Regions from separate parts of the Homo sapiens genome. Here regions 1, 2, 4 and 5 are each linked to region 3. The links are chromatin loops, found by intact Hi-C in ENCODE. Cell type or tissue: heart left ventricle. All regions are shown on one strand. Region 1 overlaps LOC105370324 (a long non-coding RNA gene). Region 2 overlaps MBNL2 (muscleblind like splicing regulator 2). Region 3 has its middle 69 kb from the start of LINC00456. Region 4 has its middle 150 kb from the start of IPO5. Region 5 overlaps LOC105370324 (a long non-coding RNA gene).

Evidence for each region. Peaks named below come from ENCODE experiments on the same cell type or tissue, not always from the same donor. Only the 100,000 strongest peaks of a DNase experiment are listed, where the experiment ranks them.
Region 1: it touches region 3 in a loop (2.1-fold over the local background); 6 of 110 quality-filtered maps call a loop at or near these places.
Region 2: a loop joins it to region 3, with 10 times the contacts of the local background. A loop is called at or near these places in 100 of 110 quality-filtered maps.
Region 4: a loop joins it to region 3, with 4 times the contacts of the local background. A loop is called at or near these places in 16 of 110 quality-filtered maps.
Region 5: a loop joins it to region 3, with 3 times the contacts of the local background. A loop is called at or near these places in 10 of 110 quality-filtered maps.

The regions. Positions count from the first base shown.
Region 1 is chr13:97,657,381-97,661,380 of GRCh38, reverse strand. All of the region lies in intron 3 of LOC105370324 (a long non-coding RNA gene), which reads left to right. Among named protein-coding and RNA genes, the nearest start is that of RAP2A, 230 kb to the right of the region's middle. In heart left ventricle, a CTCF peak has its summit at 1,574 (motif pointing right); no DNase peak of the experiment used is centred here; H3K27ac peaks cover 567 bases.
Region 2 is chr13:97,342,657-97,346,656 of GRCh38, reverse strand. MBNL2 (muscleblind like splicing regulator 2) reads right to left here. Exons shown (of 9, transcript NM_001382683.1): 4 at 3,441-3,641. Among named protein-coding and RNA genes, the nearest start is that of RAP2A, 90 kb to the left of the region's middle. In heart left ventricle, a CTCF peak has its summit at 1,923 (motif pointing right); a DNase peak (open chromatin) is centred at 1,936.
Region 3 is chr13:97,108,367-97,112,366 of GRCh38, reverse strand. No RefSeq gene overlaps it. Among named protein-coding and RNA genes, the nearest start is that of LINC00456, 69 kb to the left of the region's middle. RefSeq lists a silencer at 2,185-2,364. In heart left ventricle, a CTCF peak has its summit at 2,286 (motif pointing left); a DNase peak (open chromatin) is centred at 2,306; H3K4me3 peaks cover 797 bases; H3K27ac peaks cover 970 bases.
Region 4 is chr13:97,798,403-97,802,402 of GRCh38, reverse strand. No RefSeq gene overlaps it. Among named protein-coding and RNA genes, the nearest start is that of IPO5, 150 kb to the left of the region's middle. In heart left ventricle, CTCF peaks have their summits at 1,721 and 1,926 (motif pointing right); a DNase peak (open chromatin) is centred at 1,902.
Region 5 is chr13:97,573,394-97,577,393 of GRCh38, reverse strand. All of the region lies in intron 3 of LOC105370324 (a long non-coding RNA gene), which reads left to right. Among named protein-coding and RNA genes, the nearest start is that of RAP2A, 140 kb to the right of the region's middle. RefSeq lists an enhancer at 2,177-2,226. In heart left ventricle, a CTCF peak has its summit at 2,279; no DNase peak of the experiment used is centred here.

The DNA of each region.
Region 1 (4,000 bases), 550 kb before region 3:
AGTTGACTGAGACACAAGATGCATGGTAAAGGTTTTGGCTGTCATTTTCTATCAGGACAGTGGGCAAAAGAACTGTCAGAGTCACAACAACCCCACCTTCACCGTCGTTATCCTTGTGGTCTTCCTAACAGCCCTGTGAGGAGAGAAAGACAGGGATTCTATCTCCATTTCACAGATTAGAAAACAGAGGCCCAGAAAAGTTACATGAAGCCATCTATGCTCCATCCTCCACTATTTTGGCATTTACCATGACGTTTATCCATATGAAAGCATTTTCTTTCAAGACGGCTTCCCGGAATTTTAGCAAGAATTTGAGAGCCAAGTATAAGAGGAGCTAGTCCCTCTGCCTTAGAAGGGAAACATGCCCAATTTATTTTTGGTTTGACATTCTACTGCCGGGCGTTTCCTCTTCGCTGGTGTTGTTTGTAGTCAGGCCCCAGCTTTTAACATGCTGGTCTGGGGATGCACCTTAAGACTGACCCAGAGTAAGGACATTTTGATGCTGACATTTCCTGTCTCAATTTCCTTCCCTGCTTCCTTATGATTAATGGTCAGGCCTCCTCCCACCTGCGTTCCTGCCTTCCAGCCAGAGATGCACTATCCGACAGGAAGAGAAACTGTTTGCCTGCAGTTTTGTAACTAAAAATAACAATAAGAAAAATGTTCAATTAATCTCTTGCTTCCCCAGCCTGCCTTGCACCGGCTCTCTGGGTTGTGCTCACATGTTAGGTCGGGCAAGGTGCTGGCCAGTTGCAGAGTCTTTTTAAACTGCTAAGGAAAGCGGAGGCTGGAGGATTCCAAGCCAGGTCACAACGGGTAGCAGGCAGGACCTCAGGCCTGCTTTACTTTAAAAATGATCTCCTGTTCACTGAAAGATTACTGTGTGCCAAACACTATGCTAAGCATGCCATCTACGTGATGTCATTTAATCCTCATAGATCAACCCAATGAGATAGTTTGCATCACCTACATTTTAAAAATAATAAACAGAATCAGAGAGGTTAAGTAAGGTGCCCAAGGTACACAGCTATTAGAGACAGGATTTAAGCCCAGGGTTCTCTTGATGCATTTTCGTGAGCATCTGATTTGGTTTTTCATTTTAATAATTATAATTATTAAAATTGTAAACACTGAATTAACAAAACATTTTTAAGTCTTTAGTATTCACTGGGAAAGATGTCAAGTTCAGGGGGAAAACAGAAGTAAGAATAATTCCTGCCTTCAAGAAGTTTTCCATTAAGTGAAACAAGTCTGTTGTCTCTCACCTCTCATATTGAAGAAATATGGGAGTTGTTTGAAATAAAATCATATTTGTCCCACTCAATCTCATCATGATATAGTTGCTCTTCTATTTTGGATCCACTAGCAGACATTTGATATGTTTAGGATGAGTGTTTTTTTTCTCAACCATTAAAAAAATGTAATTCAAGTCTCAAGGCAATGATTACTCCTTTTCTATTGTGTTTTAACAAGTAGCACAGAGGGGTCAGTAGACCACTGGTAATAGACAGAACCTGTATTATACCCAACAACAAAAGGATGCCGGACCACCCCTGCTGCATGTCAGTAGGTGGCAGTCTGGCTTTGCACACACTGTGTGCCTGGGCTCAAGTGGGTTTCACAAATCCACGTGCCGTGGAAATACCCATCACCAACCTTTTCAGAGCTTTCTGGCCCTAAAAGCAATGCATTATCCAAACCTGAAGACATAAATGTTGTGATTGAGGCATTTCGAGAAACTCTTATTAGCTTGTCTTTGTTGAACTTTGGGAAGAATCTTATGGGGACTCAGATCCATAGCTGCTGTGTTTTACCATCAACTCCCCCTTGTCCGTGGATGTCGTGCCTGCTTAGCACTCTCTCAGGTCTCACCCACCTGCGCCAGGTCCCTGAAATGGGCTGCCACTGCTCACCTGAATGGCTGCCTTCTTGTATAGCTAACTCAGAGAATTCAAATAGCTATGCCTTCCTCCAGGAATTCTCAATCTCCCAAGATATCATCAGTTGTGATGAAATGATTGCAGGACTTTAATATAACCCTGTCAGTGAAGACACCAACAATATGATATTTGTGATAATAATGGCTGACAAATTTACCTCTGAATTATCTATAAAAAAAACTTGTTTGCCAAGAAAACAACCCCTAAAGATGAGATTATGGGAATCCTGTTGACTTAAAGGGAGCCAAAAATCATATATTCAATCATACATTGCATGAATTATACCATTGTCTAGATGAAGTGGTATCAAAGTACATTCCATTCGTAGAATCAAGTTCTGAAGAAACTCTGGAAATTTTGAGTTAGCGGTAATCTTGAGTCACTCCATTTACTAGAAAGAAGAAGGCAGCCTTTCTTCAGACATTTAAATCATATTATGGACTTTACACTTATAGTAGTCCAGTTTCTTTAAATTAATAGATTGACTAAATTAGTTTTACTCTATTTGGAGATCTAAGTAATTTGGCTAGTTTGACTAAATGAGTTTTACTCTGTTTTTGAGCTTCATATAGAAGCAAGAAATTGACATAATTATCTAATGACTTTCCTCATCACAAGATATTGGGTCAATTTCCTCTTTTTCTTTTTCAGGAAATACCTATTGGTGAGTGCCAAATAAAGCTCCTTAGGAAGCATCAGGAGCTCTTTAAATAAGCTGCTGGAAGCCACTTTTCATTTCTTTGCTGACAGAGCTGAGTGCCTATATCCTGGAGTTAAACTTGGGCCAGAAGGACTTTGTCCCATCTGCTGGTGTGACAGAAAGGGTCCCAGGAGGGCATCTGCCCTGAAGTCCCTCCTCCATGATGCCAGGCATCTGAAATTCCACTTTTAGAGATGACCCCGATAGACTCTCAGTCTTTAAAGATTCACTCATACTAATGCAAATATTTCTGCAGGCCATAAATTAAAGCCTTGGATCAGTTACCACTCACTTTCCCACTGAGAAAGCCACCCAGGAGCTCTGTCAAGAATGTGCCCAGGCAGACACTTTCAGAGGGGAGGCATGTGTGGGGGTCCTGGGGTGGAGGAAGGGCACTGAGAGCAGAGATGACAGTAACCAGACTCCATCCATGACCCCCACGGCCCTCTAGGACCTGGGCCTGCCCACCTGTCCAACCTCAGCTCCCACCATTCACATCTTGGCTTCTTGGCCTTTCTCTTTGTGGACACACCATCCTCTTCCCTGCCTTAGGGCATCTATGGTGGCTACTTCTGGAATATTCTTCTCCAAGACCTTCTCATGACTGGTTCACCTTATTATTAATGTCTCCAATAGCTCCAATATTTCTGTCTCTGAGAGGCCCGCATTAATCACCAGCCTCAAGTCATCCTTCTTCCGTGTCTACCCCGATCACTCTCTATTATGCTCTCCTGGATTGCTTTATTCCTAGTGCTTCCATGTTGAAATTATCTTCTTTATTCGGTTGACTACTTGGCTATTTACTGTGTTTCCTTACTGACCTTTGTTTTATTATGTGTCTTTTGTTAAAAGATTATGTTTTGCCTAATGCTGGACCCTTTTATCCACATCCTCTTGGAATTACCTACCATTGATGTGTTAGTCTGTTCTCACATTGCTATAGATAAATACCTGAGGCTGGGTAATTTATTTAGAAAAGAGGTTTAATTGGCTCATGATTCTGCAGACCGTGCAGGAAGCATAGTGGCTTCTTCTTCTGAGAAGGTGATATGGTTTTTCTGTGTCCCCACCCAAATCTCATCTTGAATTGTAATCCCCATAATTCCCATGTGTCATGGGAGGGAGCCGATGGGAAGTAATTTAATCATGGGGGTGGCTACCCTCATGCTGTTCTCATGATAATGAGTGAGTTCTCACAAGATCTGATGGTTTCATAAGGGGCTTTTACCCCTTTTGCTCTGCACATCTTCTTGCTGCTGTCATTTGAAGAAGGATGTGTTTGCTTCCCCTTCTGCCATGATTGTAAGTTTCCTGAGGCCTCCCCAGTCATGTGGAACTGTGAGTCAATTAAGCCTCTTTC
Region 2 (4,000 bases), 230 kb before region 3:
CCCAGGTAACCACAATCTCTGACACAGTCATTTGAGTTTTGTTTTACCGCCTTTTCTAGGGTGAAAATCTATATTGAGAAAATAATACGAAATCTGCAGTTCAGCTAAAATAACAAAGGAAAAGCAACAAGGCCTCCATTGTCCCTGGGTAGCATATTATGCAGCTGTCTATCGATCTGTCTGTCTGTCTATCCATCCATCCATATATCTATCATCTATCTATTTATCCATGCATCCATTCCTTCATCTATCATCTACCATCAATCAATCTATCCAATCATCTATCCACCTGTTCATTCATCCATCATCTATTATCTATCATCTATCAATCTATCCCTCTATTATCTATTATCCATCTATCTATCCATCCACCCATCCATCTATCCATCCATCCATCCATCCATCCATCCATCTATTATCTGTTAATCTATCATTATTTTTAATGGTAAAAACTGCAATTACTTTTGCACCAACCTAATATTATCTATCATCTATCTACCTACCTACCATCTATCTATCCGTCCATCCAGCCAGCCATTCATTCATCCATCTATCATCTATCCATCCAGCCATCCATCATCTATCATCTACTGATCTATCTAAAATCTATCAATTAATTAATCATCTATCTAATCTAGTTACCTACCTATCTATATACCTGCTTACCTACCTATAATCTATCTATTTAATCTGTCAATCACCTATAATCTATCTACCTCTCTCTATATCTTCAATCACCTACTTGTATGACAATTCTGACAATGCTATAGGTTTTTTTTTGTGTGTGTGGAGGGATAATTTCACCTATATCAAGCTACCAGGTCATAGCTGTACAAAAAGAATCAGAGAAAATGACGACAAACTTGTTCCTCCTCTCTCTAAGGGGGTGGGGTGGGGTGGGGTGGGGGGAATCTGAACACTCCTGTTTCCCACTCCTTCTCTCCTGCTCTACAAAGATAACATAATCATAAATCAGAAGAACAATATCTAAGACACCAAAATTTTCATTTTTAAGGTCACTATACTATTTTTGACAGCACAGAAAAGAAAAAAAAGACAAAAGGAGAGAAATACGGCAAGAGATATAGAGAAAGAAAAATGGAGGGAAATAGTTTATTTTAAAAATTCTTTAATGCTAAATTATCCTGAAATCTCAAGTAACTAGGATTCTCTATCCCCTGAGAATTCTGGTGGATCAAGATTTTACTGTATGAAAAAATATTTCTTTAGAATTTGAAGAGTATTCTTAATTATGCCCTGCATATAGATAACATAAAATAGCATAAATAACATATGCATGTTGCTTATATAATTCTTCTCTGCTCATAAATATTAGCAGGAAATAATTATGAGTAGAATCGTAAGTTATTTATTTTTAGGCTCCAATTCCAAAGTGGATATGTAAATGATCATCACGCTGATCATTAGTGATGTTATATGAAGGGCCCCTGACATGAAATTCAAGTATTGTGGAAGTCAGACATACTTAGGAAATACTGTTTCACTGACCAGTGACCAGGCCAGCTTGAAGGTAGATAGCATAAATCACCAGATTGTTAATTGTTTCCTCCTACTTTGGATATTAGCCAACATTCTAACTTTAGTTCATAAAATGCGCAAAATAAATCACTAAGATGTTCCCACGGATTCTGAGCAAGCCTTCCTCCATCAATGGAATGACTTCTGTCTGATAGCATCATAGGTGTGGACCAGCCATCAGGCTCCTACCAAGGTGCTTTGTGTGCAGCTGACTTCATTCCTGGTTTGAAATGAACCAAAAGCCGCTCTGCTAAAATCATTGTGATTCATTTTTACATGTCTTTGTCTACCAGCCCTGTTGAGAAGGACAATTTGTTCCCAATTCCACTGATTTAATTTGTTTTCTAAAGTACAGTCACATACTGAACACAAAAGCTCCGTGGGTCCAGCAGGTGGAGCCCAAAACACTTTTCCAGTCCTGTGAAAGGTCTATTCAGTAATTGACAAGGGTAGGCTGGATCTTTTCAAAATAGTAACAATTAGAGTTTCCATTCTCTTCATCTGGGCATCCAGATTGAAACTAAGTGAAAAAATAAATATCTTCTAAAATATTTGCAGTTTGAAATTCTGAGTTTTAAAACTTGCACAGGTTATTAGGCAGCCACATTTTATTGCCTTCAAGGTTTATTGGGTTAATATTTAAACAAATGCACATTGAAAGAACATTCTCTAATAATCCCACTAACAGAAAGCACTGTGTACGTCCTAACCAGATGCATCACCTAACACCTTTAATCAGTAATGGAATTAAAGGAGCTCTCTGAAAAATCTATGAGAATCTTTATACACCCTTATGAAATGCTGTAGTGAATATCATAGGGATATAGCAGTAAGATACATAGATGAGTTCTACAGCTCTGATTAAAGAGAAATTTTACCCAACAAAGTACAGGAGGTTTGGTTTGATTCATAACTTAAGAACGATGTTTTTTATATATAGGAACTTGTTTTCTTGAATGTTATAGAACAATTGAAGTTAAAGAAAATATCTCAATTAATAACTAAATTTACGGGCTGGGCGCGGTGGCTCACGCCTGTAATCCCAGCACTTTGGGAGGCCGAGGCTGGCGGATCACCTGAGGTTGGGAGTTCGAGACCAGCCTGACCAACATGGAGAAACCCTGTCTCTACTAAAAATACAAAATTGGCCAGGCGTGGTGGCGCATGCCTATAATCCCAGCTACTTGGGAGGCTGAGGCAGGAGAATCACTTGAACCCGGGCAGAGGAGGTTGTGGTGAGCCAAGATTGCACCATTGCACTCCAGCCTGGGCAACAAGAGCGAAACTACGTCTCAAAACCAAACCAAACAAAACAAAAAACTAAATTTACTCATCCTCCAATTTCCCCTGTTTAGCAACAACACAATCAGAACTAATATGCCAGAACACACTAGAGCAGCCATGCTTGTTCTTGAGACATTGAAATATGATCATACCAATTGGTAAATAGTTGTAGTCCCACTTACTCCCACCAGTGTCCCTGAGTGTCCTCGGCTGCCCTGGTTGCTGGGCTCCTGATCCACCAGTTTCCAGAACTTTCCAGGGTCTTGCAAGGATTACACCTTGACATGAGGAGGCCTTCAGGACCTGGAGCCATCTCTATGGGCTGCATCATGATTGAGTCACTGTTCCATTGATTGTTTAATATTTTTCCCTTAAACGCATATTCCATGCAGCTGATTTTTGTGTTAAAACTAGTCTTTTCCATAGACTAATTTCCTTTATACTTGGCCTTAACTTCAAACCACAGAGTTATGAATACATGGGTTTTAGGTGAGTTTGTGTGTGTGTGTTTACATGGCTGTTTTGCAAGACTGAATTAATATCTTACAAGCAATCACTTACACAGAAGTATATTTCTACCACAAATGCATGTCAAAACACAAGTAGAATTGAAGTACCTCCAGTTTGTCAGTCCTGAGAAGTTTCTGAGTTGCAGTTGAGCCCGGGACAGTGACCGGTGGACTTCCGGGAACAATAACAGGCGTGGTGGGCAGAATTTCCGTTGGGACCAACCCAACTCCAGGGGTTACAGGTGCTAGGTAAGGAGCAAAGCTAATAGCCGTATTTGTCCCTATCGCGGGACCTACAGGGAAAGTGGGCTGTTAAAGGAAGACAACACAGGAGAAAGAGTTATTTAGAATAAAACTTTAAAAAATTACCAGCAAATGTCATTTGAGCAAAATGTATTCATCATATACTCTGTGTTAATTGTATAGCTCAATGCTGACCTATAATAAAAATGACATCCATGTAGACCCTCTCTTCCCCAAACCATACAGAAATATGAGAGAACATCATAAAAAACCTCTAGTTACAGGAACTAGATTAAGCTTTTGTCCCTATGAAAGTGTTCTCAACAAAAGAAAATAATTTCAACTCTAATTACTCAACATTCCAAACTATTAAATGTTATAACACTAAGGTAGTAAAAGCTATAGAATACTGACTAATAATCTTT
Region 3 (4,000 bases):
GACCAAAGGTCTAAATCAGAACTGACCTTTCTGAAGCTGGCACAAGTTTTGTCTTTGTTTTGGGCTCTATGAAGGGTGAGGGGATGGAGGAGCCCAGGGGTGAGAATAAGCCAGTGGGTGGAGTTTCCCGCTGCTTAGCGGCTCCTTGAGGGGCCCATTCCATAGACATACACAGAGGGCCTCCTGCATGCCTCCCATGTGGGTCTCCTCACGCTCCTTCTCTCTGCCCCCCTGCACTGAAAGGACTCTGCAGGGCCCAGAACTTCAGGCTTCCTCATCTTGGTGCCTGCCTCCCGGGAGAAGCCACGGCTGCCTTCCTGATTGATAACACAGCGCTGACAAGACAAGTGCTGCTTTGGGTTCCAGTGGTCACAACCAAGCTATTCTTATGCTCCCCTCCTCATTGTTTCCACTCGTTCCTAATTGCACTTACGCAGAGGGCTCCAGAAGCAGTAAACAGACGGCCTTCTCCTATACTCACAATTAGCTAGAAGAATCCAGGTCAAGCTTTTCCAACCTGCAGCCCATGGGTGGCATGTGGCCCAGGACAGCTTTGAATGCAGCCCAACACAAATACTTAAACTTTCTTAAAACATTATGAGTTTGTTTTATTTTTTTAACATGTCAGCTATTGTTAGTGTTAGTGTATTTTATGTGTAGTTCAAAACAATTCTTCCTCTTCCAGTGTGGCCCAGGGAAGCCAAAAGATTGGACACCCCTGGTATGTGGTCTGTGATGCTCCCAACTAAGCAGATGTCATCTAGCATTAGTTTTAAGGCGTCAGGCCAGGTGTAGTGGCTCACACCTTGAGCCCAGGGGGGTTTCAAGGCTACAGTGAACTATGATGGCACCACTGCACTCCAGCCAGGACATCAGAGCAAGACCCTGTCTGTAAGGCGGGGGGAGCGGGGGAGCCAAACTAAGGGTGGGGCATTGTGGGGACTGCTCTTACTTCTAACACAATAACTATGAAATGAGTGAACTTCTGGGTTCTAGTCCTAATTGTGCCATCAGCTCTCGCATTCTTCACCTCCACCTCCATCCCCACTACATGCCCCAACCATACTGAATTTCATAAGAGCCCCAAATATACATCCCCACCTCCATTTGCACTGTCCCTCAATGTGTGAAGAGCCACTTACTACCTCACAGAGCAGAGCGCTCTATCTCTGACCCGGGCAGTTAATAATTACAACTTTCAAATTTCCTATCTTATTCGATGGGGAAAAGCCAACAGCAGTCACCCAGTGGGGGCTAGAGAACAACATTCCCATCTTAGGAGTCATAAGAATCAGAGAGAAGAAGTTTCGCCAAGTCCCTCCAGCTTCAACTCACCTGGCAACTAGTAACAAGCTAGTAAGGTTTAGGAGAAGGCCCGACTCCAAATCCCCTGTTCATTACAGGATTTGGAAATCTCGTTTTCTTGTGGCTTATGTTAATTAAACTTAAACCTATCTTTTAGAGCAAAACAAAACAAATACACTTACTCTTTCAAATATTGGCCTTCCAAATATTTGAATGGAGCTCCTGGGTGCCCTCCAGGGCTGCGCATCTCACACTTTAAAGTGTGTGGATAAGTCACCTGGGGGCTTGTGAAACTGCAGATTGGGATCCAGCAGTTCTGGGAGGGAGCGGGTGTAACAGACCCTGTCTACACTGCAGGAAACCCAGCCTCTACCTCCTCCCAAACCACTTTCAGAGGTCAAAAAAATTATGCAGTCTTTCGAATTAAATTGAAGACTTGCCACCTCCTTTTTATTTCATGTTCCCAGGCACTTACAAAAGTACCTGACTTACCTCAAGCACCGAATAAATCCTGTCGAATATGTCTGACAGAAGGAGGCAGAAACGGTCAAATTAAATACCTCCCCTTCCTCATCCCAGCCCCTTCCTTGGTTTAGAAAGGGCATCTGCTTCTGCCACGTCACTAAACTTATCTGAATATCGCCGTCATCATCTGTAAATTGGGAATAAAAATGACTCCTTTTGGGGCACTGGAGACATCAAACTGCGAGAAGACCATAAGCGTGGAAATGCTTAGCAAATGTCATGAGCGCCCCTCAAGTAAACCAGAACCAAACAAAGCAAAAACTAAAAAAAAATATGGACACATGGCAGTTGCCAAAACACTGTGTACTCACTTAAGTGAGGCAGGAAAAATGCTTCTACCGAAAAGAACACGGTGCAGGAAGAGCTCATTAGGCCTTCCCGAAGGGAACGCAGTAGCTTGCTGCTCGCCCGCAGGGCCGTGGGACCGCGCCGGGCGTCCTTTGCCGCCCTCTGCTGGACGGAACCCCCCACCCGCGCCCGCGTGTCTGGTCACAGCGCGCCGGCAGCGCCCAGGGGACCTGCGTCCTCAGCCAGCCGGTTATGTAACACCAGACTGCATCCAGAGCAGGCTTGCGAAGAGGAAATCACTGAGTTCATGACGCATCGATTCAAGCTGATAAGAGGAGGGGAGGGCAAGAAAATATTGTGTCTTTCCAACGTTCGAGGTGCTAATGAATTTAATCTGCAGAGGAGCCCTAAAAAGCAAGGAGGGTCATTCTTGTTTTGTGGCGGAGCAAAGTGAGGCTCAGGGGGGACTGGATAAATTACCGAGGGGAACATGGCTTACTGAGTGGCCCGACCAGGTTTTGAATTAGGGCCATTTTGATTACAGATACCAGGTTTCTATACCTGAGTCTGCCGTTAATTAGCTATGGGAGCGGGACCCACCCACTTAGCCGTGTGGGGTCCTGGTGTTCTTTGTTTGCGGAGAGAGGGGTTGATGGAGGTGACCCTGAAGGTTCATTTCAGCTCTCACATTCTGAGCCAAGCCTTTTTTTTTTTTTTTCATGTGCCGTTGTTGTGTAGAAATAAATTGTTGGATAATCCCCCCGCCCACCCCCGGCGGTGGAACCACACATTTCTCATCAAGCAAGACAGCACCAAGCATGCCAGGGGCCCTGCCAAAGGCTACCTGGCTTCCATCCTCTCCAAAATGATCTACAGGCTTAGAGCTGTGGTCTCTGAACAAACTTTCATGTTTTAAAGATCCTACCATGGGTGAAATATATCAAAGGGTCAGCCTTGCCTGCCCAAGATACGTCATTTATGTTGCAGAGAAAGGAATATTACAAATTAAGCATGTTTATCCTATGCTCATCAGGGTCCAGGAGAGAGAGATGCACATTTGTACATTCTCCAGGGTGAGTCCCTGAGGTTCCACTTAATGAGCTGGTGGGGTCATTTATCCCTTATTAAGCAGACTAACTCTCAATCTGAACCTTCCCTCAAAAAGTTTTAGTTTGATTCCTCTCTGATATAAAGAGAGTGGACACTTTAGTCTTGTCTAGTCTGGATACTGACTTACAACATGCTTCTGCTTCATTGGAAACTTCAGCTCAGGAAATACTTTAAGGTTCCCCCTCTCCACCTCTTGTGGGGCTATGAAGCATCTCTCCCTCTCAATTTAACTGGAAATTTCAAAGTTTAAAAATGCACACACTGGAAAGCACCGTAGACATTATATGATATAATTCTCTTATTTTATGGCTGTCAATCAGGGCTATTTGTTCACTAAGGACATTTCTCTAGAAACAATAAAAAGATGACTGAGCATCTTCTCCCAGACTTTGGATGGTACCTTACATGCATTGGCAGGAAGCCACAAAGAAAGCTGAGTCAGCGCAGAATCAGGGCAGCCAACAGAAAGTTAGGATTCAGCCTGTTTATCACATTCGCCAGCTAAAAAAAGTCAGGTCTAGGGCCAAAAATACATGAGCCCCTTTCCCAGAGCTCTTCCCCTAGAAAAATATCACACCTTGAGAGCTACTCTGGTCTCATGGAAACACCATACCTCGCATTACCTAAGAAGGCCCAAGCGACGTCCATCTCTAAAAAGATGATAAAATACCCATCAAGCCTCCTTAGTCAGAGGCAGCCACGTTGCAGCCAGAGACCGAATCTGGCAGGGTTTCCAGACTTATAGTACACGCCAAGCATAATTTAATGTGAG
Region 4 (4,000 bases), 690 kb before region 3:
CCTGACCAGCTGTGCGATGTCTCACCATTCAGATAAAACTCAACTGGATATTGATATCTGTCCCAAGCAAGCAGGGTTTACCATGCCCATTTGAAGACAGCACATTGGACTTTTTGGATACCCTATGTAGGCACTAAGCCTACAGTTTTTGCAACTTCCTCAACCCCACCTTTCTCAGTCTTGATTTTTGTATTCATCCTTCCTTTGTCTCCCAACATACATGTGTACTCCTTTACTTTCTGAATGCACCCACAAACACATTGATTCTAGCTGTTACTCTGTTGTTGTTGTTGTTCAAAGCTGTGTTACTTTTACCCTCTTGTGCCTTATGGCAGGGCCTGCCAACTTATTTTACATATGGGTTGAAATTTTGTCTTTTCCTTGACTAATTTCTTATGTCATGATTCTACATTATGTTTCTCTACCCAATAGGCCAGAGCATTACCAAAATATACTTCCTAGTCATATTTGCCTCCAGACATAGCAATCCTGGTAACTACCCATGAGAACCCCTAGACCTCCTTTCTTAGTGCATACAGATGGGACTTACATCATGAGGGGTATAAATACCAGGGGTCCTTGATAGCCCCAGATCTTCCCTGAATTTCCCAAAAGATGCCTTCAGGGTGCCATCTCTTATATTTGATATATATTTCTTTGTAACTAATTACCCCATAACTTAGTGGCACCAAACAATAAACATTATCTCACACAGTTGCTGGTGATCAGGAATTCAGAGCAGTTTAGCTGGGTGTTTCTGGCTCAGAGTCTGTGATGAGGGTGTAGTCAAGACAACAACCAGAGTTGTAGTCATTGCAGGGCATAACTGGGGATAGAGGATCTTTTTCCAAGATGGCTCACTCATCTGGCTGTTGGCAGGAGTCTCAGTTTGCCACCATGTGGGCTCTCCATAGGCTGCCAAGTGTCCTAACAATATGGCAGCTGGTTTCCTTCCCCCAGAGGGAGTGATCCAAGAGCAAGCAAGGCGGAGGCAGCTCGCTTTTATAACCCAGCCTCGGAAGTCACATGTTGCCATTTCTACAATATGCTATTGGTGCCACAGGTCAGTCCCATTCACTGTGGGAGGGGACGACACAAGACATAAAGGCTAGGAGGTGGAGATCTCCAGGGACATCTTGGGGGTGGACTCTGACACCTCTTTAGCTTAAGATTTCATCAATTCATATGCAAGACTACACCATGCAGCTCCTGTTTTTCCTCCAGGTCATGCCATAGGATACCGAATAGTTGGATTAGCTGCTCTTGACTTGCCAGTTAGCTGTGGTGAGGCGAGACTGGGATGTCATGGTATAAACCCAGTCGCTGTAGGGTGACTGCGTATAGACAGGGCTGTTGCCTAAGAACAGATTAGAGATGAGGATGACTGTGAAGGACATTTCAGCATTCCCTTACTCCAAGAGCAGAATCCAAGAAAAGAAAATAACAGAAAGAAGATGAAAAAAAGAAAAAAAAAAAAAAAAGCAAAGTAGGCTGCCTTTTTGTTTACTTTTTTTTTTTTTTTCTTTTCTGAGACGGAGTTTCGCTCTGTTGCTCAGGCTGGAGTGCAATGGCACCATCTTGGCTCACTGCAACCTCTGCCTCCCGGGTTCAAGCGATTCTCCTGCCTCGGGCTCCTGACTAGCTGGGATTACAGGCATGCGCTGCCACGCCCGACTAATTTTTTGTATTTTTAGTAGAGATGGGGCTTCCCCATGTTGGTCAGGCTGGTCTCGAACTCCTGACCTCAGGGGACCGGACCATCTTTGCCTCAAGTGCTGGGATTACAGGCATGAGCCACCGCGTCTGGCCCTAACTTTTTCTAGGGCCTAGACCTTTTTCTAGGGCTGAGGCCGGTCTAGGTCTCTTCATCTCCACACTTGGCAGACGTCAGGATTGAAGAATGGGCTTCGGCCAGCAGAGGGCAGGCTTCTACGACCCAGAGACTGTCTTTTAACTTCTTTAGAATAAAGGAGAAATAGAACCATAAAATTTCAGAGTTGAAAGGGACCTGAAATAGTTCTATACTAAGACCTCCTTATTTCACAGATGATTAAACTGAAGCCCAGAGAAGTGGAAGTAGCTTATCTAAGTTCTGACACTCTGCAAATGGCATAGTTGAGATTTGAACTCTTAGCTCCTTGACCGTTTTTGCTTTTATTATTCTAAAACTCTTCTCGTCTAATTCAACTGGCTTGAAAATCAGTCAGGGCTCTTGCCTTGTTGACCTAGCCCATCACATTTTAGACACATAGGGAGGATTAGGCTTACTTCACTATTTCTCAAATTTGAGCAAAAGGGTAATAACACTTTTGATATTTTAATTTTTGACTTAAATTGTTTTTACATTTTTATTATTTTACCTAATGCATAAAAACATAAAACTAGAGAGAACATGCTATGTTTACAGCTTTTATAAAATGATTTATTAAAATAAAATTTATAAAGTTAATACAAATAAAAATTTAAAAGGTGACAAATTGACAACATTAATGGGATGTAGAGGATGGTGTTATTTTGCTGAAACTACATGGCTATTCACCACTGAATTTGGCATGAGTTTGCTGTGCCTATACTCCCATGTGCTATGTGGTTAATCAATTTTCCTATTACATTATTTTACTTATGCCATGACAAACCTTCATCTGTATAGTGAGTCATTTTAGCATCATTTTGTTTTCATTAAGTGAGAATGCTTCATTTATCGATTAATCTCACTTCTTTTCCCATTATCTGGATGGTTCTCCAACATAACTACAAACAGAAATGCAAACATGAGCCATGAAATCTGGAAATGTAATTGGTTATAAGGTGATTACCCAGAGGAGCTATTTACATTAATACAAGCGTCGAAATGAAAACACACTCCAAAAAAAAAAATAAATAAAATAAAAGAGCTTGCAGCTTCACCCAGAATGTTCACAAACCCTTCAGCATCCACACACTGCCATTAGAGGGGACACTGCATAATGCATTTGGCTTTAGTCCTGATAGTATGTTCTAGACATGATGTTGTATGTTGTCTGAACAAGAGTTATCTTGATTTCAAAGGAAAAAAAAGAAATGCCATTAACATTTGTTTGATTGTCAATGACAATGTCTTAATGAAGAGCTAATGAATGAATGCACAGAAAACACAGGCGTCCCTTTGCTTTTCCTCGAGTCACCGAGATTAAAGGTATACCCTGTCGAAGGTGACAGAGTTAGGGCAGAAGGCTGGGTGTCCCGGACAGCTCAATAGCAGGCTGTATTGTCTGTTACAGGGCACATACTTTGAACTTGTGTTGACTCAGCCCAGTTGGAAAACTGAATACAAACTAAGACTTGACCAAAACCAGATGTTCTGCGTGACCTGCGCTTCAGGCACAGTGTGCCGCAGTTAACAAATGACGCCTTTTGGATTAATCTAAATATAAAGGCTTCCTGCCAGGACAGTCTCCCGAAACTTATTTGGCTTGGCCTGTTTTTGGTGTAAAAACATCAGACCACCAGAGCTACAGAGCAGCATTTCATCAGTAGGGCTACAAGTCAGAGTGGAGTCTGCATAATTGAAGCTATGTTCCCTTTGACCCATGGTTATCATTTCACAATGCATATATATCAAAACATCAAACAGTAAACCTTAAATAAATACAATTTTTATTTGTCAATGATACCTCAATAGAGCAGTTAAAAAAGAAGAATGGAGCTTGTGACTCAGCCTCCAGTATTACCCCTTCTGCTCGCAGGCATTACGCTTCTGCCAGCCAGTGGGCGGAGGCAGAACGCGTTGTTCCCATCACGCTGCAACTTCGGTGGAGAAAAATAGGCAAATGAGGGGTTGAAACTGAATGAATTAAGCCCAACACAGTTCAGTGAAAAATTTAAAGGTGTGAATGTTTCAGAAGTTTAGAGGAACATTGTAGATTCACACCTCATCTCTACCTGTTGAAATATTTCTCCTTGTTTAGACTTATCTCCAAAGCTGCTTTTCCCTGATGCCTTTCTGATTCCCACCAGATAG
Region 5 (4,000 bases), 470 kb before region 3:
GTCATACCCACTAATATGACTATAAATAAGAGAAAATAACAGTGTTGATGGGGATGTGGAGAAGTTGGTACCCTCATACACCGCTGGTGGGGATGTCAGATAGTGGAGCCATATTGGAAAACAGCCTGGCAGTTCCTCACAAGGTTAAATACAGACCTACTATATGACTCAGCAATTCTACTCCTAGATTTATACCAAGAAAACAAAAAAAAAATGTCCACACAAAAACTTGTACATGAATGTTCATGGAAGCATTATTTTTAATAGCCCAAATATGGAAACAACCAAATGCTCATCAACTAACGAGTAGATAAATAAAATGTGGTATATCTATACAATGGACTATTATTTGAGAGTTAAAAGTAATGAAGTACTGATACATGTTACAACATGGATGAACCTTGAAAACACTCTACAAAGCAAAGGAAGTCAGACACAGGAGACCACATATTGCATGATTCAATTCATATGCAATGTACAGAACAGGCACATTTCAAGACAGAAAGTAGATTAGTAGTTGATTAGGGCTGAGAGGTTTGGGGAAACAGAGGGACTGCTAATGGGCACAACATTCTTTTTGGGGTGATTAGTTCTAAAATTGATAGCAGTGATGGTTGCACAACTCTGTAAATGTACTAAAAACTACTGTATTGTACACTTTAAATAGTTGAATTATGTGGATATGGATTGAATCTCAAGAAAAAAGAAAAATGAATAAATAATGGTCAAAGAAATTGGTAAATACATTGGTGAGTAAATCTACTTGCTAAACTGAAACGAAAAATGAAACAATTTAAAATAGGAGACAAGTGGAGAAGGTAGAAATCCTTATTAACCCTAGACTCTATTAAAAAATCCATGCATAATTTTAAATTCATAAGGGAATAGGAAAGAAACAAGTTATATAATCAATATAAAAGAAAATTAAAGAATTAGGGAGCTAAGGGTCCAACTCAATAATTAGAAAAGAACAAACCCAAAGAAAGTAGAAGGAAATAATAAAGATGAGAGCAGAAAAAAATACAAAATGGTGGGTATTAAAGTCAACTGTTGGTTTTCAAAGAGACTAATATAGAATATGGAAACCTTTTTCAATAATAATAGAGGGAATTTATAACTAATATAAATGAAAAAGGGACGTGGCTACAGATTGGAGTAAAAATGATACGAGAATATTATAAATAACTTTATGTCAATAAGTTATGTTGACTATCAGGAACATACTGTAATTGTTATACTTAGGAAAATGAAATGCATTTACATTAGAGCCAGTACCAAAGCAGTAAGACCAGCTCTCACTTCTCCAGTTCAACAGTGTAATGGAGGGCTTAGCCAGTGTAGTTAGACAATAAAAGAAACAAACATGGAAACTGATAAGGAGGGGGAGATTATTCACTTCACATGGCTCCATTGTTCTTGCTATAAGTAGGTATTGCTTTTGTACGGAAAGAATTCAGTAAAATGAATGAAAGAAATAATTGACTATTTTCTCAAACTTTTGTTTTAAAAAATATATTTGGTACCATTTTTATTCTTTTCTCCCACCCAAATCTCATGCTGAGTTGTAATCCCCAATGTTGGAGGTGGGACCTGGTGAGAGGGATTGGGTCACTGGGGTGGTTTCTAATGGGTTAGCACCGCTCCCCTAGTGCTGTTCTCCTGATAGAGTTCTCATGAGATCTGGTTATTAAAAAGTGTAGCACCTCCCCCTTCTCTCTTGCTCTTGCTCTGGCCATGTTAGACGTGCCTACTTTCCCTTTGTCTTCTGCCATAATTGAAAATTTCCTCCTCAACCATGCTTCCTGTACAGCCTGCAGAACCGTGAACCAATTAAACCTCCTTTCTTTATAAATTACCTTGTCTCAGACGTTTCTTTATAGCAATTCGAGAGCGGACTAATCCATAAACATTGCAAGGAAATGGATGAATCGTCACAATTAGAAGGGTATATGATTTTCTACCTACAAAAGCCAAGGGAATGAAAACCAGTAAGAGTGTGTGAACAATAGATTTACATCATTCTCTTCGTCATAGTCACTGTCTTTGTTATCATATAATTACTACTCTGTTCTAGAGTCTGTGCTAAAGATGTGATGTTATTATCTCATTTAATCCTCACAACAAACTGAAGAGGTATGCTGTTGTCATCCCTACTTCAGCGGCGAGGGAATCTGTTGAAAGAGGAGTCAGCTTAGCTCCATGCACAGAGCCAGTGAGTAGAAGATCTGGGATGTCAGTCGAGGGAATCTGAGCTTGCAGACTTCGGCCTCCACCACTGGGCTGCGCTGCCTCCAAACACAGCCTTCTACTCCAGAGACTGGAGCAGGAAAAGATGTTATTCTAGTTGCCAGACAAATCATCAAGGCCCAGGAGTAAACCAATTGAAATATGCCTTAGACCTAAATGAAGGAAAGTACTAACCAGTACTGAAGGACATAAAAGAAAACCTAAATATAGAGAAAATCATACCACTTTTGGGGCAAGGGTGGGCGATGGTGGCACTCATTACTGTGAAGAGGTCATTACTCTAATCTATGAATTCAGTTCAATCCCAATCAGTACCTCAAAAGGATTTATTTAAGAGAAATTTGTTAAGCTAGTTTTAAAGTTCATTTGAAAGAGAAATTCAGAAGCCATAAAAAAAATTACAAGTTAGGCTACATAAAAATAAAGATTTCCGTATGTCACAAAACATCATATGTAGTTTTTTTTTTTTTTTTTTTTTTAAATGATCATCATCTAGGGAAAGCTACTTGTCACATATAAGACAGACAAAGGGTTATATCCCTAATAAACTAAGTGCCTACACACTGATATAGAAAAGAAAAACAACTTGATTGATAGATTAGGTAAAGCTATGATCAGGCAATTCATAGTAAAGGAAATATAAATGGTCAATAAAATATGAAAAGATGCTCAAACCCCCTAGTAGTCAGGTAAACAAAAATAAAATGATGGAAATTTGATTTCTGCCTGTCAGACTGGCAAACGTTTAGAAGATTGATGGCATCTAGTACTGGCAAGGGTGGTGGGAAATTCATATGCTTTTCAGTGTTCATGGAGATTTAAATTGTTACAGTCTTCTTAAAAAAGTAATCTAGTGGTATTAAAATGTAATATATATACATATGCCCTTTGACACAGAAGTTCCATTTTTTAGAAATATAGTTTACAGAAATAAATAAGGCAGCTACTCAGGGGGCTGAGGTAGGATAATCGCTTGAACCAGGGAGGCCGAGGTTGCAGTGAGCCGAGATCATGCCACTGCACTCCAGCCTGGGCAACAAGAGCGAAACTTCATCTCAAAAAATAAAAAATTTAAAAAAAAAGTAAAGTATGTGTAAGTTTGTTATCCCAGCATTGTGTGTGATGGAAAAAAATTATTTGAAAAAAATATAAATGGTTGAATTGTGGCTCATTCTTACTATTGATAATTATGCAGCTTTTATAAAAGATTACATCTATAGGAACCAAAGTTAAGGGAAATCTATAGTGTTATTATTAAATGAAATAAACTACTAAGTAGTGGTAACATTAGTTTTGTTAAAGCAAAATCCTATATAATATGTACACCTTTATCTCATATATAGGAGATATATTCCATATATATTTATCCTGTATATCCTTAAATATATTTACATATATGTGTATAAACATAAGGAAAGTTGTGGGAGAGTACTTATAAAACTTAATATTGGTTATCTCAGGATACTGAGATTAGAAGCATGGAGGGGGAGACTCTTAACTATCTTTACATAGCTCCACTGTCCTTGTTATAAGCATGCATTGCTTTGGTACAGAAGAATTCAGTAAAATAAAGGAAAGAAATAATTTGCTATTTTCTCAAACCTTTGCTTTAAAAAATATATGAAATACCATTTTTATTTTCTCCCTCTTAATCCCCTATTTTCTCTGCAAGCCTGATATTGACCAGGGCTGATTTTGCCAATTACGATAGTTTTCAAGATAGAAGTCCCCAGGGTTGGTGAGGGACCAACAT